Regions from separate parts of the Homo sapiens genome. Here all the other regions are linked to region 4. The links are chromatin loops, found by intact Hi-C in ENCODE. Cell type or tissue: dorsolateral prefrontal cortex. All regions are shown on one strand. Each heading gives the region's core, and the rest is flanking DNA. Links, peaks and the distances in the headings are about the cores only.

Region 1 (7,731 bases), core at 539-5,538, 160 kb before region 4:
CCACCTTGCTTATTTGAGAGCAATAAGCAATTCGAGATCAGCCCTGCGGTCCAGTTGCGTGAGAACATCTCTGACAGGCACCGGGACCCCGGGGCAGGCGGGACTGCCCCCTCTGCTGCTGTCCTGTAATGGTTAGGGACTTCTACATGCCTCTATGTACTCCTTCTCACTGGAGCTTGTCAGGAGGGAAGGCTGGTACATTCTGGCCTTGGTTGTGGTAAGTTGTGTACTTCATTTGTACATAAAAATTTAAAATAATTAAAAACACATATAACAAAATAACAGGCACTTTGGAAAGGTAGGAAACAAATTGTCCATAACTCTTCAATGTGTGGGCATTTTATTTTCTTCCAGCATTTTTTCTTTTTTGCATCTTGTATTAATACAGTTGAAACCACAGAGCAGGCATTAGTGAGTGTCCTGCTCTTTCAATAAACGTTTTATCTCCTAACAACTTTGTTCAGAAGTTTTCATATTTTTGTCACCATCCCATGTGGAGATATTTTCTTCAAATAGATACCTAGCATTTTTGTTGCCCTGGATGCAGAATATCAAATTGTTTTCCAGGAGGAAACAAAGGGCTCAAGGACTGAGTCTTCTGATTGGCCACAGGCTCTGGAGGTAGACTGATCTGGGCCAAATCCTTTGTCCTGCTGCTTATTGGCCGTGGGACCTTGGGCAAGTCATTTACCCACTCCAAGCCTCAGCCTCCCCTTCTCTAAATGCTGAGAGCACATTCACCTCCTATGCTGTGAAGTAGGATAACTGATCTACCTCATTGTCTGAGAATGCAAGAGTTTGCTTTTCTCAGGCCAAACTCCTTATTCTCTTTACCAGGTTCAGTTCCTGCCCTGGGTTTCAGGATCTGAAGAAATATGGCTAGAGTCACTACCGCCAAGACCTATTGCTGATTTGGGGCAAAGCAAGAAAATAGACTGACCTGGGGCACCTGGAGGTCCTGGGGGTCCCATGGCTCCAGGAGGTCCTGGGGGGCCTGGGACAGTGAGCATCGATGACCCCTCTGAAAACAGAAGGCACATGGAACATTGAGCCCTACTTTTCTCACTCAGAGGCGCTGGGACCCAAGCCAGGTTGTGGTGGGCAGCCTGGCATTTCTTCTTCTCATCGCTGCTAAATTTCCCTCCTCCCCCGCTACTGATCCAAAAAACTCCCAGCCACATCCTGCCCAGAACGCTGCAGAGTCAAGGTAGGTGCCCAGTATAAGAAAGACACAGAAAGGAGGGTCCCTCTAGGACCTGCCTACCCGAAGTCACGATCTTGCCTGGAGCTCCTGGTTCACCTAGGAAGAGAGGAAAAGGCTGAGAGTGGTTGTTCTGAGGATCAATTAGTGGCTCAATAAGCCATTTTCAAGGCTTCTGATTGCATTTGGGACCCACTTCTGGGCCTCTCACCATCAGGCTAAAGGCATTTTAATGAACTGAAGGAAGGCAAGCAGGATGCATTAAGCCCCAATCTTTCAGCCAGAGTCCCTGGAGGCCAGAGCATCCGTCTTCATTCAGAGAAGTGGCTTCACTTGAGGATGTGGAAAGCTTGCCTTTCAGTGAGCCCAGAATGGGGCTGACTGGAGAGTCCTTCATGCTCCCACATTCCACCACCTCTGCCTGGGAATCGCCTTAGGTGGGAAAATTACTCAAAGGTCAAAGGACAGAGGCGATGAGCCCGCCAGGTAGAGCGGGATTCCTAGAGTGCTCTGTGGGACAGTTGTAGGGGCTGTGCAGGATTAAAGGGGGGCTCTGCAGTGGGTAAGTCTAAGAAGGTCTGAGTTATATAAAGGTTAACAAGATCTCTTTTCTGCCTTGTGTCTCAGAGCATTGAAAATACAAGTGTGCGTGGAGAACTTTCGAGAAGAGGACATTCCCAAACGTATCAACTGGATGCAGTGCTGAGAACTGACAATCCACGGACTCACTTGGGGAAACCATTCTTTAGGGGCCCCTTTTTTCATTTCTCAAGTTCTGTTAGCAATTCAGTCATTCACACAATGAAAGGAGACTATTGCTCTCTCCCCTAAAGGAAAGCAGAGGGATGGTCTCTGCTCACCATCCTTCAGCCAGGGCTCATGAACAAGACGGGAGAAGCACTTGAGTTTGTTTTGTTGGGATGCAATCCAACGTTCGGTAAAATGGCCCCTCTTGTGCATGTTGTCCAGGCAGGGTCTGAACTCCCCCTTGGACTGGAAGTCACGGGCCCTCAAAAAGGGAAGGTTTCTGTTATTCTTGGGAATTCCAAAACCTATGAGACTCTTACAAAAGGTACCATCCATTCGTGAACATATCCACGGACCTAGTGTGGTCTGCCTGGGACCTATAAACTCAGTTATCATTATTTTGGAATTACATTTAGTTAGCCCTAAAGAACTCCTTGGCCCAATCAGTCATTGGAAATGATTTCTGGAAAGTGGTTATTTTAGGGTCCCACCAAGAGTGACAGTGACTGCTCATGACAGAGCACAGCTCCATAGAATGTCAAAGTTCAGGAGCGTGTTGGAATCAAAGGAACAGAAGGACAAAGACCATCCCTGAGCACTGTGGGTCCCTGAACTTGCTCGGGGTTGAGGTCTGATAGGCAGAACTGGACAAGAGGGTCACTGTGTGCATGGGCATCACCACATTGCCCCAGTCAGACCCCCGAGGATGAGCTCCCCTCTGAGTACCCGACTTGCCCTCTCAGTAGCATCTTAACACTCCTCTCTGCCTGTACTAAAGCCTCCTCTCAGGAAGGGTCTGATGTAGCCATTCACACCAAGGCTGATATGAATGATAAGGGCAAAGGTAGCTCCTGCCCCAGGGGAAAAGACTTGTTAGGAGGGGACCAAGCCTACATACCAGGGGGATGAAGCACTAATGGGGGCATTTAGAGGCAAAACAGGGCACAGAAAGGCTTTGGGGAGGGCAGTGCCCTTCTAGAACCTCCTGTAACAGTGGCCTGGAGACATCCAAGTATGAAAGCAAGGCTCAGGTTTGTGGGGTGGGGAGGTGTTTGGGGAGGGGTGGGGCTTGAGGACTGGGCTTGGTTCACAAATCCCTGGGCTCCCAGCCTCATAGCCCTCTGCTAGAACCACTAGATGCCACTGTTGATCCAGGCTCTGGCCAGAGAGAGGCCTCCTCCTGTCCATCCCTTCCTTCCACAAAAATGGCCAGTGAAAAGAAAGAAATCTCATTTGGAAATTCACTTACCTTTTATTCCTGGTCGGCCAGGGGTACCGGGAAGTCCTGATGTGATTAGAACAAGTAGTCAGGACGATGAAGGCCCAGCAATTCCAGATACCCTTGGGTGGTCACTAGTGCTCCGTCACTCAGCACAGCCACACTGCTGACTGAAACCCTGGGACGCACCAGCTTTGCCTTCCGCCTTAGTCTAGACAACCCCGGGGAGCCTCTTGCTCTGAGCCCTTGTCCCTCTTTGGGAAATGGGGCAACAGCTTGGCTTGGAGCAGGCAGAGGCCTATGGGCTCAGTTTTGGAGGGTTCCATCCCTTGGGGTTATGAGCCACCTGGAGCCTGCAGAGCAGCCTCTGTCTCCCTTCTCCCCTGCAGGGGAGGGGCTCGGCTTCCTGAGTCCAATGCAGCATCACCCTCTTGCCTTTAACTACTGAACTCCTCTGTAAGAGCATTGGAAGCATGTCCCTATGAATTCAACTGCTGGGGGGCTGCTGCCTGATTTCATTTTCAATCTTTGCCTAATTTCTTTCAGGAAATTAGGGGATGAATGTAGTGATATGGGGGCACAATGGTCCAATTACAGGACAGGCTTTAACACTGAGGCTGTCCCAGAGAAACTGGGCTTTCCCGAACAAGGATGAGCGCCCATGCCCTGTCATGCCAGTGGGGGAACTTGGGCCTCTGGACTAACAGCTCTCCTGGCTAGTGGGAGCTCAGCTATGAGCTTGGGGTTCCTCTCAGATTCCTGCACCCGAGGGGAACAGGGCACAGGCAGACAGAATTGACACACAATCTAATCTCATTTCTACTCGAATGGTGTTCTAGATTGTTCTGTGCCTATTTTTCCTTCCTAAGGTGCTTCTCACGACTCATAGTGAAAGGGAGTGTGTGCCAGGGAGTTGGTGGAGGAGAGGAAACTCTGGTGACTGCAGGAAAAGCCCTGGCCCAAGCAGTTACCCCAGGAGAAGGTGGGAGACAGCAGGTGGGAATGATCCAGCGACTCACCCTGAGGTCCCTGGGGTCCTGTGAGACCTGCAGAAAATCAGACACAAGAGGGAAGAGTTGAAGGGTGGAGGCCATCCCTGGTAGCCACACCCACACCTGCAGAAACCGGTGGACACTGCAGTGGAGGGGTCAGTGGGTACAGAAGGACACGTCTCATGCCGGGGCAGCCAGCATCCTTGGACCTCTCAGCTCTGGATGGAGAGCAGTTCTTCGGGCTTTGCAGTGAAGCGACCCACCACTTTCTCAGGCAATGGTGCTGAGCCTATCTGGGTTCACAGACCCTTTTGGAATCTGAGGAGAGCCACAAATCCGGAATGCTCAACACTCACGGATCCCAATGCTGCCCCAGGTTCCCCCTCTATGGCTCCTGTCTGGGCACCCGCCAAAGGAGGCTGAGGAGGCCCCTACTCTCAGAGGCCCCCGATGAATGCCCACCCGCCTTGACCACACAGCTTTCTTGGCTGGTTTTCATTTGTTCTTCCTGCAACCCTGAGAAGTTTGCTCTTTGCTCTCGGTGGAGACTCTAACAATGGCTTCCTCCTCGGCCTCGTGGGTGTTGGTGAGGGCCCAGTACAGGAGAGGAGGACAAGAGGAGAAGGGCTCAGAGGAGCAAGATAGCGAGGTGACCTTCAAGTCTGCAGTTTTAAGAGTGTCCTTGCCCCTTTCTAGAAATCCTTATGTTTAGCTGTTAATCCCACTCTTCTGAATTGCCAGACTTAGTTACCCAGAGGTGCCAGGGCCTACAGCCACTGCACGCAAAACAACCTAACACTATGGCAGTTCCCTGCTGAGCTGCTGGAGGAAAACGGGATAAGGCACACATGGGTGCATTTGTAAACACCTGCATGCACACACACAACCATGCACATATACACCCCTTCCCCCACAACCTGCACACCTGCACATGCACACGCACACACATGCCTACATCCACACACACAAAGCACACACACACTAAGCAGGGCCATGGCTCCCTCTTCCTGCTCTGTTACCTGGCTTTCCTGGGTCTCCAGAAGGTCCTGGTGGGCCACGGATTCCAGGCATCCCAGTAAGACCTTGTTCACCTAGAGAGAGAATGGCCAACGTGGAAGTGTTTACATTTAGGAAAGCTAAACTGGTTATCACATCTGAACTGATAGTTTCTGAGGGTTTTCCTAATTGACTTGCTGGCAGGTGGAAAGGAGAAGGGGAACAGAACTGGACACTGCACACTTCCACATGCTATATGCTCCTCTGCACTATGGTTAAGGGGACTGAGGGCTGCATGCTGGAACAGGGGCTGTGACGGGAGTGAGGCTGGGGGCAGCAGATGAGTGACCAACCTCTTGGGCCTTGGTGTCCGTCTGGGCCAGCAGGACCTGGTAAAGTAGAAGCAAGGTCTCTCAGTTGCTCCTGGAGTGATTTCTGCGATTCCTCCCTCTACTGTCCCAGTGGCCTTGAAGCACATTGTGTCCCAGGAGCCCACGCAGCCATCAGCCACGGGACAGCCCTGTCTGTCACACTCTCTGGATACGGTACTCCCACTGCCCCTTCTCCTAAACCAGCAATTGTCTCTTTTCCTGTTGAGAATTGTTCAGTGCCTTCCCATTGCATCTCAAGCGCCTCGATGCTCAATGCTTGTCGCGTTTACTTGAGGGCCTAGAAGTCAAGGTCCTCCATGTTCTTGTCTCCTCTGCTCTAGGCATTATTGTAACCTCTCTCCAAAATGGTGGCCTTCTGGGACCATATCTTGCTCTTTCCCATTTCTTTGTCTTTCCCTGCTCGTGCTGTCATCCCTGCATGGAATTTTCCAGACTGGTCATGCTTAAAATCTTTCCAACTTTTTGGGACCACTTGAAATGCCCCCTCCTCCGTCCTTCCTATTGGAAGAAATCTCTCCTTTGACTGTATCCTCACAGCACTCTGTACCTTGCGTGACACTTGTCACCTCATGCAAGTCTTATCTCCCCTTGAGGGAGGTAAAGCATCTCATTTGCCTAGCACAGTGTCAGCACTCACAGCTGGGGAAGTGAACGAGAGTACACATGCTGCATCTCCACAGGTAAGGCTTAAACCCTTCTTGGGTTTGATCCTCAACATGGTCTTTTTTTTTTTTGGTTTTTTTTTGAGAGATGAATTCTTGCTCTGTCACCCAGACTGTAGCGCAGTGGTGTAATCATGGCTCACTGCAGCCTCCAACTCCTGAGTTCAAGCGATCATCCTGAGTCCCAGGGATTACAGGCGTGAATCACTGCACCTGGCTACCTCTGAGATTCTTGGTCAGTTTCTGCAGCCAGGCTGACAGGCACCTCAGGTGAACAAAAGGGTAAAAACCTGGATTTGGCCATGAGACTAGCCCTGGGATTCCTGGAACACTTGAGGCTCCTAAGGACTTCAACACTGTCTTCCCCAGGGGAGTGGGGAGCTCACAGGCAGCTCTTAGGTGAATGGACCATGCCCTGCAAGGCCTCTCCCAAAGTGGAAAGAAACCCACAGAGGTACCTGCAGCTCTCTGATCCCCAGAAAGGATGCCCAGACACAGAAATGACTGGTCAAGGGAGACTCTACCAGGAGTGGGCAGATTAGAGAGTAGGAGAGGCAGCTCTAGAAGACGGATCTCTCCAGGGTCGTGGTGACCCCTCAGATGGGGAACTCACTGAATCCATTCCTTTGGAACACTTACCCATTGCTCCTTTAGCCCCGGGCTCACCAACAGCACCAGGCAAACCTCTCATGCCAGGCTCGCCTGCAAAGGACAAAGAACTAGCTGGTTGGACACTTGCAAGCTGTGTATGCTTTAACAATGGTGGTCTGCTCCCTCCTCCAAGAGGTCAAGGAAGCAGCTTCTGCTTTGATTCCAAGGTCAGGGCCACTTGGAACCCCTGGGAAGTGGCATGGGCTCAACCAGAAACCACACCTAATCAGAATCATGGGCATGTGCATGAGTCTTATTTCCTTGGAAACTGAAAACCACCCCTTGAGTCACAGCTTTATCACTGTCAATTTCCTTTATAATCATGCCAGTTGGCAGGAGGTCAGTGGTTGAGAGGATACCGGGGTGCAAACTTTCTGCTGCTTCGGGAAGAGCTTAATTTTCTCAACTGTATTCCCCAAAAGAATCAGAGACAATCCTACACTTTCTTTTTTGCTCCAAACATTTACTGTTTGGACTATACATCTGGATACCTCCTTATCCTCCACTCCAGGCTTTATTTTCTCATCTTGTGTTTTTTCTAGATCACAAGTTCCCTGAAGGGTTTTAAACAGATTCGGTCTCTTACTTCTGGATTTTTTCCAACCTAGTGACTGATGGATTTACAAAAGTCGTGGATAGATTAAAGTAGATTCCCATGACAGACTGACCTGTGAGGCCTCGAGGTCCTTTCTCACCCTGGTCACCTAAAGCAAACAAGGGGGAGGTGGAAAAAGCCACAGTTGTGAGCAAGGAAAACACTCTCACCCAGTAACAGGGTCCCCGGCTGCAGGGTAGTTCTCACTGTATCCGTGAACTCCTGTCAGCGGATGTTGGTGAGGACACAGCATTAATGCAGCCAAAGGAGCACATC
Region 2 (7,731 bases), core at 1,146-6,145, 63 kb before region 4:
TATGTTTTCCACTTACAGCACATCTCAGTTAGGACTGGCAATATTTATTTCAAATGCATAATAACCACTTGTGGCTAATGGACACTATTTTGAACGGCACCAGTCTAAAAGCAACAGGCCTACACTTAGCCTTCAATAGCACCAGGGTTAATATAGTATTTCATTATCTTATTACTATGACCAAATACTACCCTAGCAGGGAAACCTAAATAATTAGCTTTTTTGGTTACACTGACCAATGTAAACTATGTATTTGATATTAGTACACTAAAAATTAAATTAAGTTAAAATAGTATATACTTTCTGTTCATTTTCCACTTTTGCTCGTCTTGTCATGCAGAAATGATTCCAGACCAAAGGGTCCAAGCCTTCTGGCATGTTACTAATATTGTCCAACTCATCCATAGCTTTCATTAACTGGGCAAAGGCATCCTTATTCAACTTGCCAGATCCTGGTAGTTCTCCGAAAGGGACAACGCTGGTTGTTTCTGAGTGCGTTTTCTGTTTGGAAATCCTGGTATTACCAAGAAAAGCCCATCAACATTTCACATTCTCATAAAAACATCAATGTGAAACAATTAGGCCCTTAGCACAGGCATAACACATTGTATGGCTCTTCCCTTTGCCATGTGATGGCTGGTAGGTGGGTTATTCCACAGATAAAGGGATCCACTTTGCCCTTCTTCCATACTCTCCAGGTTCTCAGACGTGACCTTGGCTAGACTACAGATGTCTCCAACTATTGTCAGCACTGACAGACAATTGTGTCTGTGCTAGGACACATTTCCTTTCTGTATACTGTAAGCAGGCAAATAAATCAACCCATCGTTTCACCTCAGCCTCCCAAAGTGTTGGGAGTACAGTGGTGAGCCACCACCTGGCCAATTCTGTTTTTATCTACATTAATAGATTAGTTTCATTTCCCTGTGCTTCAGCTGGAAAGGGAAGAAGGGTACAAAGATTTGGGCGAGGCACTCACTATCAAGATGCTTTACAGTACACTGTGAGGTTGAAACTATATTATCATCCCCATTCTCTAGATGAGGAAAGTCAGCCTGGGAGAGAAGCTCATGGCCCAAGGCTATCAGTCTGACAGGTGTTGAAGTTAGGATTTAAAGTTGATTCTGTTTGACAAGAAAGCTTGTGCTTTTCCCACTGCTGCGGGAGGTCTCACTTCTTTTTCCACAAGGAGAAGGTATGTAATTGGGCTAATTATCACTCACTCTTTTAAAAATAGGAAAACCGCCGGGCGAGATGGCTCACACCTATAATCCCAACACTTTGGGAGGTTGAGATGGGTGGATCACGAGGTCAGGAGATCGAGATCATCCTGCTCAACATGGTGAAACTCCGTCTCTACTAAAAATACAAAAATTAGCTGGGCGTGGTGGCATGTGCCTGTAGTCCCAGCTACTTGGCAGGCTGAGGCAGGAGAAACGCTTGAACCCGGGAGGCGGAGGTTGCAGTGAGCAGAGATCGTGCCACTGCACTCCAGCCTGGGTGACAGACAGAGACTCCGTCTCAAAAAAAAAGGAAAACCAAAACAAGAGGCATGTTCTAGGTTAAATTCCCTAGGTTGCCTATAACCTGTCAGAGTTTGTATCTCAAACACAAACTAGCTGACTACATCTTTGTGACAAACTCCTTGATTTCTAGATTACATTTGATTGAAAACTGGAAATCTGCATTTATAATGGTGGAAATCAGTGATACTTTCTTAGAACTCTTTTCAAATGGTTATTTTCTACCATTTATACTGGCATCTTTCAAACTTTAGGCACAAGCACATGAGATACTCTGAGGAAAAGCAATTTGTGGTCAAATAAGTTTGGAAAACGCTGCTTACTCTGTTTCTTACACTTGGAGATCCAAAGGCCAATAATACATTCTGCAGTAAAAGAAAAGCTGCTTAACTTCCTTTTTTTAACCCAGTATTTTCCCCAAACTTAGTTAGTCCTGGAAGCCTATTACAAGTAGTTCCGATTTATACATCAGGGAACTTGTGTTTGTTTGAACGCACTTTAGAAAAAACTGTTTTTAAATCTGTGTGCCATCTATGATGTAAGAGGAACTTCCTTAATGTACAAAGCAGAATCTACAATAGTACCGTGCTTACACAGATCCTTAACTATTTTTAAATAATGAAAATAAATCATTATTCTCTACCTTAAGATATAGACATAATCTCAAAAAATACTGAATTAGGATCAAAACCCTTAAACATCTCCACCTAAAAGATATTACACTGAATAATTCCATTTAATTGGGAGAAAAAAGCTGAAATCTAGTAACACTCCTCTTTATTTGCAAACTTTTTTCTCAGAAACACAATAGTGAAGGAGAAACAAACCTTGGTCGGCGTTTAAAAAGTTTGTAGAGTATATCCACTTGATGACCAGGAATTTCAGAAAATTCCTTTTTAAAGCTGCGATCCATAACCTAAGGACAAACATGACATTTGAGGACTGCAACTTGGTTTGGAAACCTTTTATTTGTTGACAATACTCTTCAAAATACAGGTGGTAGCACTTTGGTTTTAAAAATGCATGAAACCTTGATTTACAAAGTTGTTAGACATTAACCATTCTCTGTGCAATGATGTCTCAAAGATTTGTTTTGATAAGAAGCATCTAAGTGTATTAAAAATATTATTTCATATAACAGGTCTTAGAAATCATCCAGAAGTTTCCCAAAGAAGTGTCCCAAAATATATTTACCCAAAAAACATGAATGTTACTCTATTCTTTTCTTTTCTATTCCATTCTGTTCCATCTGTCTTCTTTATGCTATTCTATCCTATTCTTTTCCATTATAAAACTGCTGGTCATAACCTACTAAATTGATTTCATGGCCAAGTAATGGGGTCTGCAACCTAAAGTTTGAAAAGCCTTAAAGGCTAGATGATTTCCCTGTATTTTGTATAACAGAAAGCTTAAACCAGAGAAGCTTATAAAAATTCATTTTACACATGGATTTTCAAAAATATACAATGGCATAGAATGAAGTTCACCCATAGCTGAGAATTAAGTGGGAGAAAAATCTGTGAGAAAATTATATTATATCCCCTTTAACCTTCCTCCAATCCAGGCAGCAACAACTCTACTGCATTGTTGAGTGGGTAAGACAACAACTCTCACTTTGTCTTCTGCCAGTAAGTTGTCATAGTGCTCCTTGCACACATCCAGGTCTTCTCTAGATTTCCGAACAGCTTCTGAAGTCTGGCTCTATAACAGCATCAGGAATAGTTGATTGAAACTGGAGACTTTCCAGCATAAACAAAAATATTGGGGATACTAAAAAGAGCAAGGAATTTCCTAGTACAAGAGAAATATGTCTGTGAAGTATTTATTCATGAAGATAAGATTTATAGAAGAAAATACACCAATTGGGGACTTTGAAAGAACACCCAATCACCTGTTTCTAAGTACAGCCAACTCTGTGTATGAGTGTGTGAGTGTCTATGGAGCACACTGCATTCTTGGTAAGTCAGTGTGGAGGATGAAAGTGCACAGGCTTCGGAATCACATGGACCTGGGTTCTGAGAGACTGGATATACATGCAAACAAGGGCCAGACCATATGTAACAACAGAATTCTGACCCACAACCTCTACAATCATCAGCTGGGAAACTAAACCACAGCCTTTTTAAGGATTGGCCTCAAACTTTCAGGGCTTGATCATTACCACCAGCTTCTATAATTTTGTCCCCATTTCCAACCTAGGACCATCCAGAGAAAGCCAAATATGTTCCCTAAACCAGTAAAATGAGTTGTCCCGCTTCTAATTGGTTTGCCTCTAGCTTCCTCATGCCAACAACTTCCAATGATGTTGCATCTGAAGCCCTCTCTTCTTTGCACTATAAAGCTTTCCTACTCCTTTCCTGCCTTTGAGTCTGCCAAAAGTAACTGATGGTGGATGAGTCCCTTGCTGTGCCAAGCTCTGAATAAACAGCATCTGCTCATTTGCATTTGGATGTTCTTCACTTATTCCCACAGTTCCAGCTGCTGCTCTATTACACACTAGTGGCTGACTTAGGCATGCTACCCAGACTCTCTGAGATGGTATCCTCATCTGTGAAAGAAATCTAGTATGCTGCAGGGTTGCTATATGTAAAGTTGTATTTAGAAGAAGCTTTGCATATGCTGTTTAATAGGCTCTTAGAAAAAAGTTCATGTCATTTTTAAGTCACACATTCATAAATGCTCTTTACTAATACTACTAACAAAAGCTGACATTTGTAGAAACATTATGTGATAAACATTTTGTATTCATTGTCTTTTTAATGAACCATATCTATCCAAGCTCATATTTAGAGTTTTTCATAATACGGCAGTTTTTCATTCTATACGCAAGCCCATTGCTTACATCTTAGTAAATCTTAGCGTGTCCAGAGAGAAAAACATTCCCTAGGTAAGAGCTTGCAAATAGCTTAAAAGGTTATATGCCTTGTCCTAGGTCCCACAGCCAGTGCTTTCAACCATGAAGCTATATGGCCTCATTTTATAAACCATGTCATATGAAAGCTACACAGTTCTTTTGGCTAAATGATTGCAGATGCAGAATCACCTAACTTTATTAACAGATTGGAATGGTTACTTTCACCTGGCCCTGGAGCAAAGTTCCAGACAGGGAGCCAAGGGATGCACATGGTTATGTAGGAATGGTGCAAGGAAGGAAGGAAGGGTCTAGACACGTGAGCTCTTGCTAAATGAGGGGCATGTCTATCAGAAAATGCTTGTATTCAGATTTCAGACACTATTCTTACTTTCTCGTGCTGTTTCCTTGTAAGGTAGTTGTTCAGGAATTTTTCTCTAGAGCTTAATTCTTCATCCAACAATAAAGAAAATGCAAGGTTACTTATTTTCAGTTCCTCCTGTAGAAATATTTAAGAAAAAGGTTGGTGGAATTACTTCCACCTGAGACAATATTTTCTATAGACTTGGCACTAATCAAGCAAGTTTATGACATACACATAAACTTTAAAATGTAAGAGAAACATTTTAAAGAAAAAGGGAATACAGCTTATTGAAATAACTTCAGTTATTTTACCTTTTTCATAATTTCATTGTAAGGTAAATCACATATACAAAAAATACATAACATGAATATATAATTTAATGGGTTATTATAAAGGCAAACACTCTTGTTAGCACCACTTATCGCAAGAAACAGAACTTTACGACTGCAGTTGCTTCTTCCAGGAGTCCTCATCAAAATCTCAACCCCAGTACTAAACACTATCTTGACTTTTTATTATATATTGTGTTTCTTTGTAGTTTTATTACCCAGGGGTGTATAATGCTGTAGTTTGGATATTTGCCCCATCCAAACTGCATGTTGAAACGTGATCCCTGGTGCTGTAGGTGGGGCCTCATGGGAGGTGTTTGGGTCATGGGTATGGGTCCCTCATGAATAGATCAATTCCCTCCCTCAGGGGTGAGTGAGTTTATACTCTATTAGTTCCCCTGAGTGCTGATTGTTAAAGAGAGGATGGCACTCCCCTGCACCCTCTCTTGCCTCCTCTCTGACCATGTGATTTCTGCACACCCCAGCTCCCCTTCACCTGGCATAAATGGAAGCGGCCTGAGGCCCACATCAGATGCCCAATCTTGAACCTTCTAGACAGCAGAATTATGAGTCAGATAAACCTCTTTTCTTTATAAATTATGCAGCCTCAGGTATTATTTATAGCAACACAAAACAGACTAAGACAGAAACCTAGCCACTTCAGTATAACTTATTCATAATTTTTTTTCATGTCTTTTAAATCTCTTTTTACTACCTGGATGATGAAATAATCTGTACAACAAACTCCTGTGACATGAGTTTACCTACGTAACAAACCTATACATGTACCTCTGAACTTAAAGGTTAAAAATAAAATAAATCTCTTATACTCTTCACGTTCCCTTTCATTTCTTTTCCTCATAATTTATTTGTAGTTATCAGCAGTCTCTGTAGCATTGCAGAGTCTGGTTTTAATGCCTGTATATTCATGGTGTAGTTTATCAAGGCTTCATCCTTTTTATTTCTTGAAAAATGGCAGCTGGGTCCAGAAGCCTGATTAAATCTAAATTTGATCCTTTTAACAAGACTATAGGTGGTATTGTGTTCTTTGATCAGGAGACATATATCATCTGATTGTCTTTCTTTCTGTGATGTCAGCAGCTGCAGATACTCAACGCCCGGGTCCATTAATCCGTTGAGAGATGCAAAATGGTGAAAATCTGGTTTTAGTTTCCCTTTTCACTTATTAATTGAAATACTTTTATAAAGAGATGCTTCTCATCATCTACTATTTGGTTTCAAAGTGGTACACTTCAGTTCATATAGGAAAGGCAGACAAAATACTTGATGCTTTCCCTTTATCAGTTTTTAGATAATGAATTTGTTTTCATCCTCTGAAAGTGACTGATTGGCACTTCTCTTTTTAAAATATCATAAATTCATAAATTTAAACAAATGTGACGGGTTTAATTTTTTACAACTATTATCATCTTTGAATCTTAAATTGTCTCATTTAAAGGAAATGTTTTAAGTCAGCTCCTGAATTATTTTGATATTACTGAGTAGTCTGTTAGTTTCCTCATTATCTTATATGACATGAGGATCTCAGCATACCTTTAAAAAAATAACAACTTTGTTGAGATATAATTCACATACCATACAATTCACCATTTACAGTGTAAAATTCAGTGTATTTTAGTATATTTGCAGAGTTGTGTAACAATCACTACAATCAATTTTAGAACATTTCATCATTCCCCAAAAATTCTTTAGCCGTCATTTCCCATCTGCCCCTCTGTTACCTCCTAGAGGCCTCCTCCTCCCCACAAAAGCAACGACTTTCTAATTTCTGGCTTTATAAATTTGCCGTTTTAGAAACTATATGATTCCACAAAAATGGAATCATACAATATGTGGCCTTTGTTGTCTGGCTTCTTTGACTTAGCATGTTTTCAAGGTTCATCCATGTTGTACCATATATTAGCACATTCCTTTTTATTGTGGGATAATACTCCCTTGTATGGATACACCATATTTTACTCATCTGCTCTCAGCTGTTGAATATTTAGATTGTTTCCACCTTTTGGCTATGACTAATGCTGCTGTTAGGCTGGAGCATTCATTCCCAATCTTCCCCCTCACTCCCAGTATATCCATACATCCACTCCCTGCCAGGCCAGTGATTACATTCTTCTATCTGTGGCCACAACTCCCAAGAGCAGCCCCTTTCCCAAGGCTACAGGTCTTGCTGGTTCTGGGAACAGCTCTCTTTCCCTGCCTTTTTAGCTCTAGAGATGGTACTGGCCTCCCATTGTTTCTAATTACAACACATTTGCCACTCCTTGCTGTTTCCCTTAACCCTGCTCATACCTCTGTAAAAAGTCACTGAGGGAATTTAAATGTAACCTTTTCAGTGTACCATTCCTGTTGGGATCCTGGGGATATAGTCATCCTCCTGAAGATTCCCTTCACATCTCTCCAGTGTTGCACCATCTTTTCTCATTAAGCCCCCTGCTTTGGTCAGACATCTTTCAAAAGCTCTCATCAAATGAGTGCATGTAAATTTGGGAGACCCGGCATTTCTCAAAATATCATTATTCTCTTTTTTTAACTTTTATTTTAGGTTCAGGGGTACATATGCATGTTTGTTATCTAGGTAAACTTGTGTCATGGGGGTTTGTTGTACAGATTATTTTGTCACCAGGTACTAAGCCTAGTACCCAA
Region 3 (7,282 bases), core at 1-5,000, 82 kb before region 4:
CCACCATCCCCAGCCTAAAAAAATATTTTTAACTTGAATATTGTAATTTTAAAGAGCAGTTTTAGGTTCATAGCAACATTTAGTGGAAAGCATAGTGTCATTTTTTAAAAAGTACAGTTGTAATACAGTAGATTTTTCCCTGTATTATTGCTTCTTGACATAGTTTTGGCCCTATTTAATGATTTGATTTTTCCCTTATCATAAAGATGGCCCAGAGCTTAAGCCAACAAAATAGCCATAGAACTCAAGTTGAGTGACATTGTAACCATTCTACATATGACCATCCTACTTTTTCCTAGATAGAAGTCCCATTCATCCCTGTGTATGTTAGCCTTTAAACCTGCACATCCACTAATTTAACAACTTTAATTAAGTTGAACTAGCATGACTAGTTATTGACATACATGTTTTTTTTTCTGTTTCAGAATGATCTGTCTCAGTTACAGTTGTTAATAAAGAAGTGGAGAAGCTGTAGCCAGCTCTTGCTTTATGAGTTGCAGTCAGCTGTGTCTGAAGAGAACAAGAAACTAAGCCTTACTCAATTGATAGACCACTATGGGTTAGATGATAAATTACTACACTATAACAGAAGTGAAGAAGAATTTATAGATGTTTAATTCCTGATTTTTGCTCCAGAATATCTTTGAGAATGACAACTTAATTAAAAGATACTTAGGCACTTTTTTTTTTTTTTTGAGACTGAGTTTCGCTCTTGTCATCCTGGCTGGAGTGTGATGGTGCGATCTTGACTCACTGCAACCTCTGCCTCTCGGGTTCCAGCAATTCTCCTGCCTCAGCCTCCCGAGTAGCTGAGATTACAGGCGCCCGCCACCATGCCCGGCTAATTTTTGCATTTTTAGTAGAGACTGGGTTTCACCACGTTGGCCAGGCTGGTCTCGAACTCCTGACCTCAGGTGATCCACCGCCTAGGCCTCCCAAAACCATTAGGGCTCAGAGGAAGGTATCCCAATGAATATCAATTAAGGGCACTTTAATATATAAATTATAAACTAAGTTCTAAAAGGAAAATTAGTATTTTGGATAGATTTGTCAAAACGACATTTAAGTCATGTTTAAAAAGTCATTTGGGCAGTTCTGGAAACTAGTTTTAATACATTTGTTTTTTATGACAAAAAGTTTTATTTTAAATGTTAAAAATTGTCCAATCTGGTGAATGTCTAACCCTAAAGTTTAAAAATTTCTGCCTCCTAAGTTTATGTACCTTGTTTCCATCCATTTACCACATATTTCCATCTGATAGTCTAGCAGGTAATTAAACTTATATGTCCAAAACCATATTCTTCCCTGTCTCTTCAAATGTGTTTTGCATATTCATCATTTAGTGAAACAACCATCTATTTCTTCTTCTTTTTTTTTTTGAGACAGAGTTTTGCTCTTGTTGCCCAGGCTGGAGTGCAATGGCACGATCTTGGCTCACCGCAACTTCCGCCTCTGAGGTTTAAGTGATTCTACTGCCTCAGCCTCCCGAGTAGCTGGGATTACAGGCATGAGCCACCACCCTGGCTAATTTTGTATTTTTAGTAGAGACGGGGTTTCTCCATGTTGGTTAGGCTGGTCTTGAACTCCTGACTTCAGGTGATCTGCCCGCCTCAGCCTCCCAAAGTGCTGGGATTACAGGCATGAGCCACCACACCCGGCTAAACCATCTACTTCTTATAAAACTACATTTCCTTATCTCCCACCCACATGAAGGTATCATGGCATATAAGGTTCTTCGCATTTGTTTGCCTTTCTAGCTTCATCTGTGAAATGGGTTAAATTTAGATTGGTTATTCTATTTATGAACCCACCTCCACAGGTTGGGTTTCTGCTGCCAAATTATACAGTTGTACCTATCATTTTGGCCATATATGGAGATAGGACCCAAACTGGGCCAGTCTCTGAAAATTTGGAATTTAGCTCAGGAAAAGAAAGCCCATCTCTTTTTGTGACTGCAGCTGTTGTATATATACCTGGAAGCAGCAGAGCTGACATGCTTAAGGGCAGTGAGTGTGCTTACCGAGAAAGGCAGAGGTGATAGGAGAGAATTTTATGGATCAGTGGCTTCCTGGTTTTAGTTGCTAGTCATTCTTAAGAGCTTTCTGGATTTCTGCTTTTGGGTCCTTTTAAGTGTTAAAACAGCTTTACTTAGCTTTTTCAAAAGCACTTCCCTACTAGTTTAGCACTCCTCTGAACCCCCCTCAAGTACATCCCACTTTCAGTCCAGTCCCTCCACATAATCTAACCAGTGTTGAATGGTTGGCACAGCAGGAGACGCCAGGGCCCTGCTTTTGTGTCCATTCTAATTGTTAGTGCCATGCCAGTAAACTCTTACCCTGCCCACATACACAAATTCCTGTGCCGCTGGCCTTTATGAATCTGAGGAGACTGGCCCAGACATCATATGAGCTGCCTCTAGCACTGGGATTCCTAGATGGGCACCCCTGTGGACTTCTACTGTTCTAGTGCTTATCAGCCAGCCTCTTATCACTGCTTGCTGCCAACCAGGGGCCTAAATGTGGCAGGGGAAATGTTGCCCCTTGTGGTGGTGCTGGCATTTTGTAGGTCATTATGGTATTTCTCCAGATCTCAGAGGCTGCAGCTGCCCACTGCTGACAGGCACATCACCTGGAGCCACCCATATATATACACTTGGGGGAAATACAGCATCAGCGAGACTCTGGTTCTGGGAAAGCTTAGGGGCATGGTAATGGGGATTTCCAGGGCATTGACTGGGTGCTGAGGTTCCAACAGCACAGCAGCTGCTCTGTTGGATTTAATGGGATGCTTTTATTAAAAACCACTGACTATGACAGCTTTACTTATAAAAATGAGAGCTAATACAACATAGCACTTGTTTTTAATTTTAAAAAACTAGAATATTCCAGTTTTAAAGAAGAAGAAATATAAGATAGTTATTTCAAAATTAAGAGGTTATTTAAAACTCCAATGGCAGAGCCAAGATTTGAAGCCCAGGAATAGATCCTATAATTTTAATTCCTATGCATAAAGCCATACTGTGTCTGATCCAGTTAATTATATCACTAGTTGATAATATAAATAATATTTTAAAGGACTATAAAATATGAATATATTTGCTGTTCAGCAGAAGCTGAGAGGAGTCAATACCATGAACAGTATTAAGAGAGGAGTTACTGTGCATGACCCACATGTCCTTCCAAAGCCCCAAAACCAGAAGGTATCTCCCGTTGAAAGGGCTTCTGGAATAGGGCTTGATGGCAAGAGGTGCCCACTAAGCCCCACTCCATCCATGCCTCAAAGTAAGGCAGTCAAGCAAGGAACATTGCCAGAGTCAACAAAGGTTGATGACTAAGAAATAGAAATGATGCCGGCTGCTTTGTTAAGACCTGGGAATCCACAGAGCATTATCTAGTGAAATTTGTGGCACTACTAGCAAATGGAGTCTCCAGACAGCTAACTTAGGTGAAAATGGAGTTTGTGTCACCAGAAAAGATTGTAAAAAAAATCAAGTCTAGTACATCTATGGTTGACTCAAACCAACAGGACAGAGAACTTCTGGCAATACCATCTTAAGTATAAAGTATTTGCACCCCTACCCTGGGGTCTGTCCCCACAACTCTCATCTCAGGGATAATTTTGAAGGACCCCAGATGTAGGAAATGGTACCCATGGGCACTTCCCTACTGAATACGCCAAACTGACTACTTCATGAGTCCGTCTAGTACAAAGGAGGGGAATCATCAAAGTGTTGGTCCTATCATTTCCCTTACCATCCCCATCCAGCACAGATCACTATGTGGGTGATCAATTACATCTTCTAAAGATTTATTTTGCTAAACAGAAGATTTTATAGTAGCTCTCTTGCTTTATCTACATCAGTGTATATTGGATATGGTACTGAGGATTAAACTTAACGTTGAGTTCATAAATTGCAGAACAGTGAGACAGTGACATCACTTGGAGATTGTGGTCCATGATCCCTGTGGACAGCAGTCCACAGGTTATGGAAGGGCAAAGCAGTTTTATGGCCAATTATTCATCTCATTATATAATTATCACCATCTAAAAGTGATAAACTACTTCATGGAAATAAGAAAGTATTTTTCTGTTGGTTAAACCCTATTGGGTAAAGCACAAAATTGAATTTTCTATTACAACATAAAAGAAATGTAGATTATGTCTCTAAAGTATGTTGTAATTTTCTTCTGAGATGGAGTCTCGCTCTGTTGCCCAGGCTGGAGTGCAGTGGCACATTCTCGGCTCACTGCAACCTCCACCTCCTGGGTTCACACCATTCTGCTGCCTCAGCCTCCCCAGTAGCTGGGACTACAGGCGCCTGCCACCACCCACCACGCCCGGCTAATTTATTTTTATTTTTATTTTTTATTTTTAGTAGAGATGGGGTTTCACCATGTTAGTCAAGATCTCCTGACCTCGTGATCCACATGCCTCGGCCTCCCAAAGTGCTGGGATTACAGGCGTGAGCCACCGTGTCTGGCCAAAATATGTTGTAATTTACAAATGATACAAGGCTTGGAAAAAGCTCTAACAATTTGTCTTGTTCTCATTGGTGCAGCAGAGAATAATCTAAATACTCTCGTAATTTTTTTCTGATTATGAAAGAAATGCTTACTGAAGAAAATGAGAAACAGAAGAGCATAAAGATAAAAATTACCCATAATCTCATAACTTTTCTGACAGTTTCATAAAATTAGAAATGCTAGTTTGGCAAAGAATTTCTTTTTAAGACTTTCTATACCATAACTATGAAAATATCTTTGATCCAACTCAGATTAAATGAGTAAAATAGATCTTGAATACTTTCTGACTTCAAGTCTTGTTTATTCTTGAATAAAAACAGCAATTCATGGTATTTTACACATTTATTCATGCAGGACAAAAATTTGTATACAATTAAGGCTAAAATTAAACAATTTTTTATCTAAAACATGCAACTCAGAGGACATGCTACTTCAATTTCCCAGTAAGAAAGAAAAGGAAATCATTTTACCCAAATGAAATGATTTTTTAAATGATTGATTTGGCCTTGTGTTTTCCTGCCAGCGTTTTTACATTTGAACAAGAGCAGGAAATGTTTTCATTCTTAATCTTTCAACTTCAGTCTGTAGTATTGAAATCTGTTCAGCTTGTTGTTTTGAAATATTTGTTAACTTCTGCTGTTGCATCATGTTTTCATACCGTTCTTTGACAATCTTTTCACAAGTCAGTTTAGACCCTATCCCAAAAATGAATAAAGGAATTCGATTATTTATCAATACTTTCAAATACAGAAGCAGCACTCAGAATCATACATGTGGAAGAAATGCTGGTAGCAAAAAGGCATATGCACTTGTATGTTTACAGCAGCACTATCACAAAAGCAAAGACATGGAGTCACCCTAGGTGCCCCATCAACAGTGGACTGGATAAAGAAAATGTGGTACATATACACCATGGGACACTACACAGCCATAAAAAAAAGAATGAAATAATGTCCTTTGCAGCAACATGGATGTAGCTGGAAGCCATTATCCTAAGCAAATTAACACAGGAACAGAAAACCAAATACCACATGTTCTCACTTATAAATGGGAGCTAAACAGTGGATACTCATGGACATAAAGATGGTAACAGGGAACACTTGGAGGCCAGGTGTGGTGGCTCACACCTGTAATCCCAGCACTTTGGTTAGCTGAGGTGGGCGGATCTCTTGAGCTCAGGAGTTCGAGGCCAGCCTGGCCAACATGGCAAAACCTACTCTCTACAAAACATACAAAAATTAGCCGGGCATGGTGGTTCCTGCCTGTGGTCCCAGGCACTTGAGGGGGCTGAGGTGGGAGGATCAATTGAGCCCAGGAGGTGGAGGTTGCATTGAGCCAAGATCATACCACTGCACTGCAGCTTGGGCAACAGAGGGACACCCTGTCTCAAAAAAAAAAAAAAAAAAAAAAAGAAAAGAAACACTGGGGACTACTAGAGGGAGGAGGCAGGGAGGGAGGAAGGGCTGAAAAATTATGGGGTACTATGCTCAGTACCTGTGTGACGGAATCATTCCGTACCCCAAACCTCAGCATCACACAATATACCTAAGTAACAAACTTGTACATGTACTCCCTGAATCTAAAATAAAAGTTGAAATTATTTTAAACAATGTATTTTTAAAGAAATGCTGATAGCTTTTTAACTGTTGTATACATTTTAGGATTACTGATTACTTTTAAAGAAACCTACAGTTGGTTAAAGAAAAAAAAGCATGCTTACCCATTGCATTACAGATGTCTTTTCTCTCTGAGACAGCTACCAACTCTTCTCGTAGATTGCAGCTTAGGGCATAATTTGCTATATCTTTTTGATTGCTGAACTTTCCAAGTTTTTTGAGTAGTTTCTTGCAGTTTTCCACATTCTTTTTGTGCATCTGAAATTTTTGTTCCCATGACACCCCACAAAATTAATTTTGAAAAATGTAATTTATCCTATAAAGACATTATTCTTATATTTTAAATACATTATCATCATTAAGATAACATCTTACCGCCATATCTGTAGTGCCTGGCATAGTAGGCACTCGAGTTATTTGTTGAAAGGTAGAATGGTATGTTAATAACAAATTTTAGAAAAAACATTTTGTATATTCTTAAACTGAGAGAATATTTTAAAAGCTTGAGATTGCTTTGTTTCTAATATATGCTACATAATAAAAACTGACCATTTTTATTCAGTGATGATTAAATAAAACCTTTCCAATGCCAAGGAAAGACTACCAACACTCCTATTACATAAATCCTAACCTAATGTAAAATAGAAAATCCACTTACACTCAGATATGTCCCCAGGGGTTAATTCTAATATTAAAGGAAGTGCTTAATTTTATTTCATTAGTTGCGGTTGCAAAGATACTACTTAGGGACTTTTAATTACCTCATGAATACTAGTAAATAACCAAGATTTTATTAGGGTCTAGGTAAATTCATGATTTGAAACACTATTACTTTGCTCAAATGATTTACAACTGTTAGGATATAATAACCAACGTCTTTGAGACTTACCTTATCTAAAACAGCAATGGTTTGTTCCATTATTCCAATCTGAATACTAATCAGAGCCTCATAGTTTGGTTCATTTAGGTACTTTGAGATTAAAAAAAAACATGTAAGGATATTTTTCTCTCTTTCAATAGATGACTTTATAAAGGTTGTTTTAGCTTTGAAAGTTACTGTTTTTCATAACAAATATCTATGCAAGTTAAGATTGATTTGGCTTGGCCAGGCGTGGTGGCATACGCTTGTAATCCCAGCACTTT
Region 4 (7,731 bases), core at 1,889-6,888:
CATAACACGGTGAAACCCCGTCTCTACTAAAAATACAATAATTAGCAGGGCGTGGTGGTGTGCACCTGTAGTCCCAGCTACTCGGGAGGCTGAGGCAGGAGAATGGCGTGAACCCAGGAGTTGGAGCTTGCAGTGAGCCGAGATCGCGCCACTGTACTCCAGCCTGGGAGACAGAGCGAGACTCCGTCTCAAAAAAAAAAAAAAAAAAAAAAAGAAAAGAAAAGAAAAAGAAAAATATGGTCTGACCCCTTTTATTACTTACTGAGGCTGAGTTCTAATAAATGACAGCAAAGACTTTGGAGTTTGATACACCTATGTTCAAGCCCTAACTCTTCCAATTACTTGCTGGTGAACTCTGTGAGATTAGATTCCTTGTCTGTAAAAGGAGGATGTCAATAGTTTCTATTTGATAAGGTTGTTGTAAGGACCTATAAGATAATACAAGTAAAGTACTTAGCTTGGTGCCTGGCACAAAGCAAGCACCAAGTAAATGGAGGCTATTAATACTGATTCGAATATCAACAATAACATTATGATACATGTAAGTTAAATGGGCATTCACAAGAGTCTAAGCTGCAGCTTAGACAAAGGATTCCAAATTCGTGTCTGATAAGCTAATACATTAAGTGTAGAAATGAGCATGGAATTGGGTTACAGATATTAGGTATTTTTTCATTGCGGAAGGGCAATGGATTTTTAAATTCTATTTGTGTTTGTTTGCAGTAATATATGGTAGTTCATTATATCGTCCCCTCTATTTTGTATAGATTTGAAGCTATTCATAATAAATCCTTTTTAATAGTACCCAAAGAGGAAACCATTTTAATTAATAATGTGACAGATCTGACATCCTAAAATATGGCTCATAATAGTAAATGGCAACAAATGGGAATTGTGAATTTTCTTTAAACCAATTAATTTGAAAAAAAGAATACATTACAATTCCAGAAGCCAGCACGCCCTCCTTCTGATATACCAAGGTTACTGGACTGATAAAATTTCTTCTGTCTTCTGGAAAAGAAAAACAAGGTAAAGCAGGTGACGTAATTAAAAGTACAATGTAACAATGAATAATAAAAGCTACTTTTACTGATGTAAATCTTATAAGTTGTTTTTGAATTCTCTATCATCAGATCTATGTAACTAACATAGATGCTAGATTAGAGAGAGGAGCAAGGCTGGAGGGTATAGTAGGAGTAAAGGGAAGAGAGAAAGGGAGTTGGGAGGGAAGTGAAACCTCATGGCCTCAGTTTTACAGGGAAAGTGAGTCAGAGAATAGGAAAAAAGGCAGATGAGGGACAATGCAATGGGGAAAACTTGCTGGAGGGGGTGGTATTTGAGCTGGGCATTGGCAGATTCAGAGACAGTAAGTGCCAAGGGAATGGGCTAGAGGCATGTCTGTGAAATGGTGAAAATAAATGACTGGCTCAGAAAACTCATACCAGGGCATAGTTGGAAATAATATTAATGGAGTAGGTAGGATCAGATTAGGGAGAGCGTGAAATCAAGGCAGAGCAGTTCTTGAGCTGGGTGTTAAAAGTGGCCTTCAAAGAGGCAATTTGACAGAGATAAACTGCATAGATTGGGTCAGATGTAGATTAAGGTCAGTGAAGTCCATCCTAAAGTTGTTACAGAAATCAAGGTGTGAAATAGTAAGAGCAATTGAAATAGAGAGTGCTTTGGACAGGTTTGAGGAGCTTGTCTTGGCAAGGCCCCCTCCTCCCAGGGTCTACATCTACTGCTCAATGAGTGGACAGTGGCTCCTGTGGCCCAGGCCCAACCATGGCCACAGCTGATAGGGTCAGGAATAGACACTATATCTAGGGCAGAATAGATCAGGTTATCTTTCAAATTCTAGCTGAGCAATATGGCAGGGTGTGGTGGCTCCTGCCTGTAATCCCAGCACTTTGGGAGGCCAAGGCAGGCAGATCACTTGAGGTCAGGAGTTCAAGATCAGCCGGGCCAACATGACGAAACCCCATCTCTACTAAAAATACAAAAATTAGCCAGGCGTGGTAGTGTGTGCCTATAATTCCAGGTACCTGGGAGGCTGAGACACGAGATCGCTTGAACCCAGGAGGCGGAGGTTGCAGTGAGCCAAGATTGCACCACTGCATCCTAGCCTGGGTGACAGAATGAGACTCTGTCTAAAAAAAAACCAAAAAAACAACACCTCTAACCGAGCAATAGAAAGGTAATTTTCAAGATGGCTTTTGGGCTTAACAGATGATCAGCCTGGAGAAAAGGGTTGGGGTGGGGGCAGGAAAGGGTATGATTAGCAGACTAAGCAGAATGGGCATATGTATAGAAAAGGATACAGCACAGTAGCCAAGAACTTGGACTCTGAGGTATTATTGCCTGGGTTCAGGTGTCAGCTCCACAGTTTACGTGGACTGGGCCATGTTTCCTAACATATCTCTTCTGTATCGTGGAGATTAAGGTGTCTCTCCTCATAATGTTGTTCTGAGGATTACATGAAATATGCATATAAAGTGATGGTAGAATGCCAACAGCACAGTAACAGCCAGAGGATTAAGAAGAAGGAGGATTCAAAGATGTCTCCAAGAAAGAGAAAAATAGGGAAAACCAAAAAAACCAACACCCATGGCTATACAGGAATATGAAGTAGGACAGTTTCTTACCCAATGGCGATTCCTCTTCTATCTTATTAAGTACAGTCACTTGCAAGGTGTCTCCATTAATCATTAAAAGATGACCCTCTTCACAGCCAATGTACAAGTCACTTGTTGGAGTCCAGCAATGCATAGTCGGGTGAAGCAAAGGATATAGATCATCTTTCGGCTTCAGGGAGAGAATAAAACCTTGTGTTAAGAAAACAATCACGGCTAAAAGCCTGAGAAATACTCACCAGAACAACTGACAAAAAGGAACCATACTTAACCCCATAGACGCAGAAAACATAGGAACATTGAGCATTCATCATAATAATTTTTTTTAAGGACAGACTGACTTTAATTTATTATTTGTACCTTTCATGCCCTCATAGCCTTAGATAGTTAGAAAATAAATAGTTGGGTAACAATCTGGTCACCCAGTGGATCAAGAAAAAGGCAAACCACCTTTCCCACTCCAAAAAATTAAACTGCTGCTGAATAGTGACACTTCTGTGGTGTCTGATTGAGATTTGACTCATAAGGAAGAGAGTTATTCACCGTTATCACCATTATTGAAAAGTTTCCTGAGTTTTTTTTATGACATCTAACCTTAAACTATAAATCACAAAGACAGACTTAACTGAAATGACAATAGGATCAAAATCTTAAACAAAACAACAACAAAACACCATGTCTCTCATTTGCACAATACCAGTGAATCTGTGTGTATAAAACAAAATGTGAAGATTAAAATTTGAAATTTTCTGGCCTTGGTATGTTAAACTAGTATTGTATGTGGCTTTTTTTTCTTTAAGACAAACCTGGGCTTGTCTTCCTATTACTTTTTCATCAATAAATATATTTGATGACATTTAAAAATGAATGTGAGTATATGGATTATGTAAGCAGAAACAATAGTTTATAATTCTGAGATATTTAAAAATAAAGGGTACCAGTAGTGTTTAGAAATGTTTGTTGATAATATCATCTCCTTTTTCAGTCCTCTAGAATCAGAAATCATTTTGATCACATGATGACAAAACATGAAAAATTGCAGTCCAATTTAATCCTGCTTTAGAAAATGTAAAAATCCATATATATTTCAAAATATTTGAGTCTCTAAAAGAGATTCCTATTTAGCAACATCTGTTTGAAAAAATTAAAAAGGTAGATGGAAAATAGAAATTAGACACTTGAGATTAAGTTCATGATCTTGGATCCAATTTCTGCCCAGATAACATCTGCCTTTGATTTCCCCCATGCTACGACTTAAAACTGGATACATTTCTAACGCCCTAAATAAGTTGTGTAATGTGACTCAGGGCTATTTAAAGTCCTGTAATGTACCCTTCTGGCATTAGCTATGAATAGATAATGGGATTATTTGATGTTTGTAATTTTTTAAAAGTCCACAACTTATCCATTTTTAAGACCTTATACAGATCGAGTCATTATTGATTCCCTTGCCATTGGTACCCAGGTCACAAGAAATGACATTGAAGGAGGGAATAGAATCAAGACATTTGAGATCTATTTTTGGTTATGCTTTCACTCATTGTACAGACATTAATTAATGTTTTAAACATTTTCCTCACTTTATTTTGCTACAAAATGAAAAAGTAAACTACTGGGAAAATGTCTAACTTAAATACAAAATATATGGCTTTATTAATAATCCATGAATGATTTAGGGTTGTCAAACTATAATATTACATTTCTGCTTTCAGAAAAATTTAAAATACACTGAGTGCACAAGTCCTAGGAAATAAAGATGTCTGCCCAGACAATATATCCACATAGCAAAACTGCAGGCGTACCCCTTAAATTTATACAAATAAAAAAGGTTTTAAAATAAAGATGTCTATTATGAGCATTTTAAAATAATAACTCCACATTTGAGTATTTAAAGAAGGCATTTCATAGCATTTCTCAAATGACAAGGACAATTGCCTGAATTTTAAATGTTTTATGCAGAGTTCGTTATGTTTGTACAAAATGTGAAATATAAGGGCTCCTACACATATTTTCTGCCCAGAAAAACCCAATTTGAGAGAGTAGAAATTTAGGGGCTCTGGCACCAAATACTAAACATAGAAAAATTTGAGTTGCAAACCTTGATGGCTGATCTCTTTGTTCTTCCTTTGCTGCCCCACTGTGGCTGAATGCAGTTATATCTCCAAGGCTGAGACCTGTGCTATAAAAGGAACTACAGTATCCACAGGGGATGGGTTCCAGGACCCCCCACTGATACCAAAATCTGTGGATGCTCCAGTTCCTTACATAAAATGGCATAGTATTTCCATATAACCTACATACATCCCCCTGTAAATTTTTTCTTTATTTTTAATTATTTTATTTTATTTTTTCTCCCATATACTTTTAAGTCATCTCTAGGTTACTTATAATACCTAATACAATGTAAATGTTTTATAAATAGTTGTTATACTATATTGTTTAGGAAATAACGAGAAGAAATAAAAGTGTGTATATATTCAGTACAGATGCAACCATACAACTTTTTTCTGAATATTTTTGATCTGCAGTGGGTTGAATACACAGAAGTGGAACCCACGAATGCAGGAGATTGACTATAATCTCTTTCCATAATTTAAAAAGGTGAATCATTGACATTCATTAGAGGAAATATTAAGGGCATGTAACCCTTTCTCTTGCTTGCCACAGAGATTTTTGAATGAACTAATCTTCACACTGAATTATTTTTATTTTAGTTTAGCTTAGTTTAGTTTTTGAGACGGAGTCTCGCTGTCACCCAGGCTGGAGTGCAATGGTGCAATCTTGGCTCACTGCAACCTCCGCCTCCCGGCTTCAAGTGATTCTCCCACCTCAGCCTCCCGAGTAGCTGGGATTGCAGGCATCTGCCATCATGCCCAGCTAATTTTTAACACAAGGGTAAAGCATAGCAGGTTCAAGAGGGCCAAAAAAGTGGAGCTTCTCCCTTCATCCCAAAGGTCTTGCAGGTGCTGCCCTCTGTTCCCTGCCTGTCTCTTGAATAGCACCCCACACCTCACTTCCACTTCATTTATCATGCTCCAGCCATATGCATCTTTTCTCAGTTCCTTACACATACCAAGTTCTCTTTTTCCCTTAGGGCCTTGCACATGCAGGTCCTTCCACGTGAAACACTCTTTTTTTTTTTTTTTTTTTTTTTTTGAGACGGAGTCTCGCTCTGTCGCCCAGGCTGGAGTGCAGTGGCGTGATCTCGACTCACTGCAAGTTCTGCCTCCCGGGTTCTCACCATTCTCCTGCCTCAGCCTCCCAAGTAGCTGGGATTACAGGCGTCCGCCACCATGCCCGGCTAATTTTTTTGTATTTTTAGTAGAGACGGGGTTTCACTGTGTTAACCAGGATGATCTCGATCTCCTGACCTCGTGATCCACCCGTCTCGGCCTCCCAAAGGAAACACTCTTTATCCTGCTTGTAACATGAGTAATGCCTCCTTGTCCTTCAAATCTTAGCTTAAGTGTCATCTCCCCAGAGGCCTTCCTTAACCAGCCCATCCCATCCTTGCTGCCCTGTCTCCATTTATTCTGTTGTAATAATTACCACATTTTGTAATGATTCAATATATCATTGCAAAATGTGATAATTATTACAAAAGAACAATACTCTTTACTTTTGTTGTTGTAGTTCTGTCTCCCTGACAAGAATGTAAGCTCCATGAGAATTACATGGAGCCTGCTTGGCCACCATGCGAATCCCATTGCTTAAAACAGTGTCTGCTCCATAGAAGAAACTTGATAAATCTCTGTTGAATGAATGAATGAATGAATGGGTGTGTAACACCTGGCAAACTCCCTTTTGAAACTTTCTTCTGCTGTTTCCTACGGCCTTGTTCCTCCCTCCCGGGTTTGCTCCTACTTCTGTGACTGCGCCTTCTCAGAATTCCTTTCGCCCCTGAGTTCAGCAGTCAGCTGGCTCTGGCTCTCTTTTCTTCCCTTGCACCCTTTCTCTCTTTGCTCATCACATCCCCTCAGTGCTCCCACCGTCCTATCTGTGAGAATGACACTGACAGTCCCACCTCTCCTCCCTAACACTAGGTCCACTTTCCCAACTTCTGCCCAGCATCTCCACCTAGGTGTCTTCCCTGCACCCCAAATTGAGTATGCCCAAAATGGAAATCACACCTGGGCCCCCTGTCTCTGTTAGCAATGCCGTCATCATCCCAGTCATCCAAACTCAAAACTCCAGAGTCTTCATCTCTCACAGTCTCTGTGGCTAATCTATATTAAAAACCAAGATGATCCTCTGTATCCTGCATTTCTCAAGGGATGGTTATGCCAATCAAATGAGATCAGGCTTCCTAGACCTCAACCCATTAGGCAAACAGGAAGAGGTGCCAGGTAATTACCCGGAAAGTCTCTGCCTCTTTGCCTACCAGCCCGGCAATGGCTGACAGTGGCAGCACGGGACCATAGATGAGATCTTTCGGCAACGACTGGGGGAAAACGACATCCGTTTCATTAAAAAATGACCCATCTTCTAGAGGTAATTTCACCGACCTGTAGACAAAAGAGGCATCAGAACAATGAGATGAACAGAAACTTCTTATTGATGCAACCACTGCATATCAGTTTAAGTGAGGTGGGGAGGTATTATAACTTGCAAAAATCAAATAAGAAGATAAAAGCCAAATGATAGATTTAAAAATATATAACAGGTTGTAAAAAGACAAGTTACACAGTTTTAAATTAAGTACTGAGGGATTATAAAAATTTTTGAAAGTTAATATCTAAAGCAGGAGTTGTAAATTTGAATACTGGATGAGGGTCGGGCAGGTGATATGTGACTGGTGAGGACAGTGGAAAATGGGAAAATATTTGTCCCTCCTCAAGGTGGCAGGGACCACTCAGTTCAAGCCAAGAGGGTTGTTGACATGTGAGAATTTTGATTCCAAAATTTCAAGAGAATACTATAACCTGGATATTTATGAGAAATCTCTTAAACTTTAAATGTTGGCAACTAATTCAAATGAAAAACACTGTAGACTAAAATAAATATATATTTAAACATATATTCAGGCTGTATTCAGCTACTTTTATAATCTCTGATATTGAGTTCATTTTCAAATTTATCATATATCTACTTTTAATTTATA

The links. Peaks named below come from ENCODE experiments on the same cell type or tissue, not always from the same donor. Only the 100,000 strongest peaks of a DNase experiment are listed, where the experiment ranks them.
Region 1: it touches region 4 in a loop (5-fold over the local background); 78 of 110 quality-filtered maps call a loop at or near these places.
Region 2: a loop joins it to region 4, with 3 times the contacts of the local background. A loop is called at or near these places in 7 of 110 quality-filtered maps.
Region 3: a loop joins it to region 4, with 4 times the contacts of the local background. A loop is called at or near these places in 17 of 110 quality-filtered maps.

Annotation. Positions count from the first base shown.
Region 1 is chr10:104,042,561-104,050,291 of GRCh38, forward strand. It overlaps COL17A1 (collagen type XVII alpha 1 chain), which reads right to left. Exons shown (of 56, transcript NM_000494.4): 28 at 7,529-7,564; 29 at 6,849-6,911; 30 at 5,509-5,544; 31 at 5,179-5,250; 32 at 4,187-4,213; 33 at 3,198-3,233; 34 at 1,265-1,300; 35 at 941-1,021. It overlaps MIR936 (microRNA 936), which reads right to left and starts at 5,626; the gene lies at 5,529-5,626. In dorsolateral prefrontal cortex, for the core only: a CTCF peak has its summit at 3,083 (motif pointing right); a DNase peak (open chromatin) is centred at 3,081; H3K27ac peaks cover 416 bases.
Region 2 is chr10:104,143,126-104,150,856 of GRCh38, forward strand. It overlaps CFAP43 (cilia and flagella associated protein 43), which reads right to left. Exons shown (of 38, transcript NM_025145.7): 29 at 4,766-4,873; 30 at 3,138-3,224; 31 at 2,351-2,439; 32 at 301-514. Among named protein-coding and RNA genes, the nearest start is that of SFR1, 25 kb to the left of the region's middle. RefSeq lists an enhancer at 3,666-4,197. In dorsolateral prefrontal cortex, for the core only: no CTCF peak of the experiment used is centred there; a DNase peak (open chromatin) is centred at 3,946; H3K27ac peaks cover 4,514 bases.
Region 3 is chr10:104,125,088-104,132,369 of GRCh38, forward strand. It overlaps SFR1 (SWI5 dependent homologous recombination repair protein 1), which reads left to right. Exons shown (of 4, transcript NM_001002759.2): 4 at 426-1,296. The coding sequence ends at 617. It overlaps CFAP43 (cilia and flagella associated protein 43), which reads right to left. Exons shown (of 38, transcript NM_025145.7): 36 at 7,029-7,109; 37 at 6,244-6,397; 38 at 4,801-5,218. The coding sequence ends at 5,052. Among named protein-coding and RNA genes, the nearest start is that of SFR1, 6.6 kb to the left of the region's middle. In dorsolateral prefrontal cortex, for the core only: a CTCF peak has its summit at 2,545; no DNase peak of the experiment used is centred there; H3K27ac peaks cover 1,056 bases.
Region 4 is chr10:104,205,023-104,212,753 of GRCh38, forward strand. CFAP43 (cilia and flagella associated protein 43) reads right to left here. Exons shown (of 38, transcript NM_025145.7): 5 at 6,985-7,135; 6 at 2,643-2,802; 7 at 941-1,008. Among named protein-coding and RNA genes, the nearest start is that of MIR609, 10 kb to the right of the region's middle. In dorsolateral prefrontal cortex, for the core only: CTCF peaks have their summits at 4,762 and 4,964; a DNase peak (open chromatin) is centred at 4,779.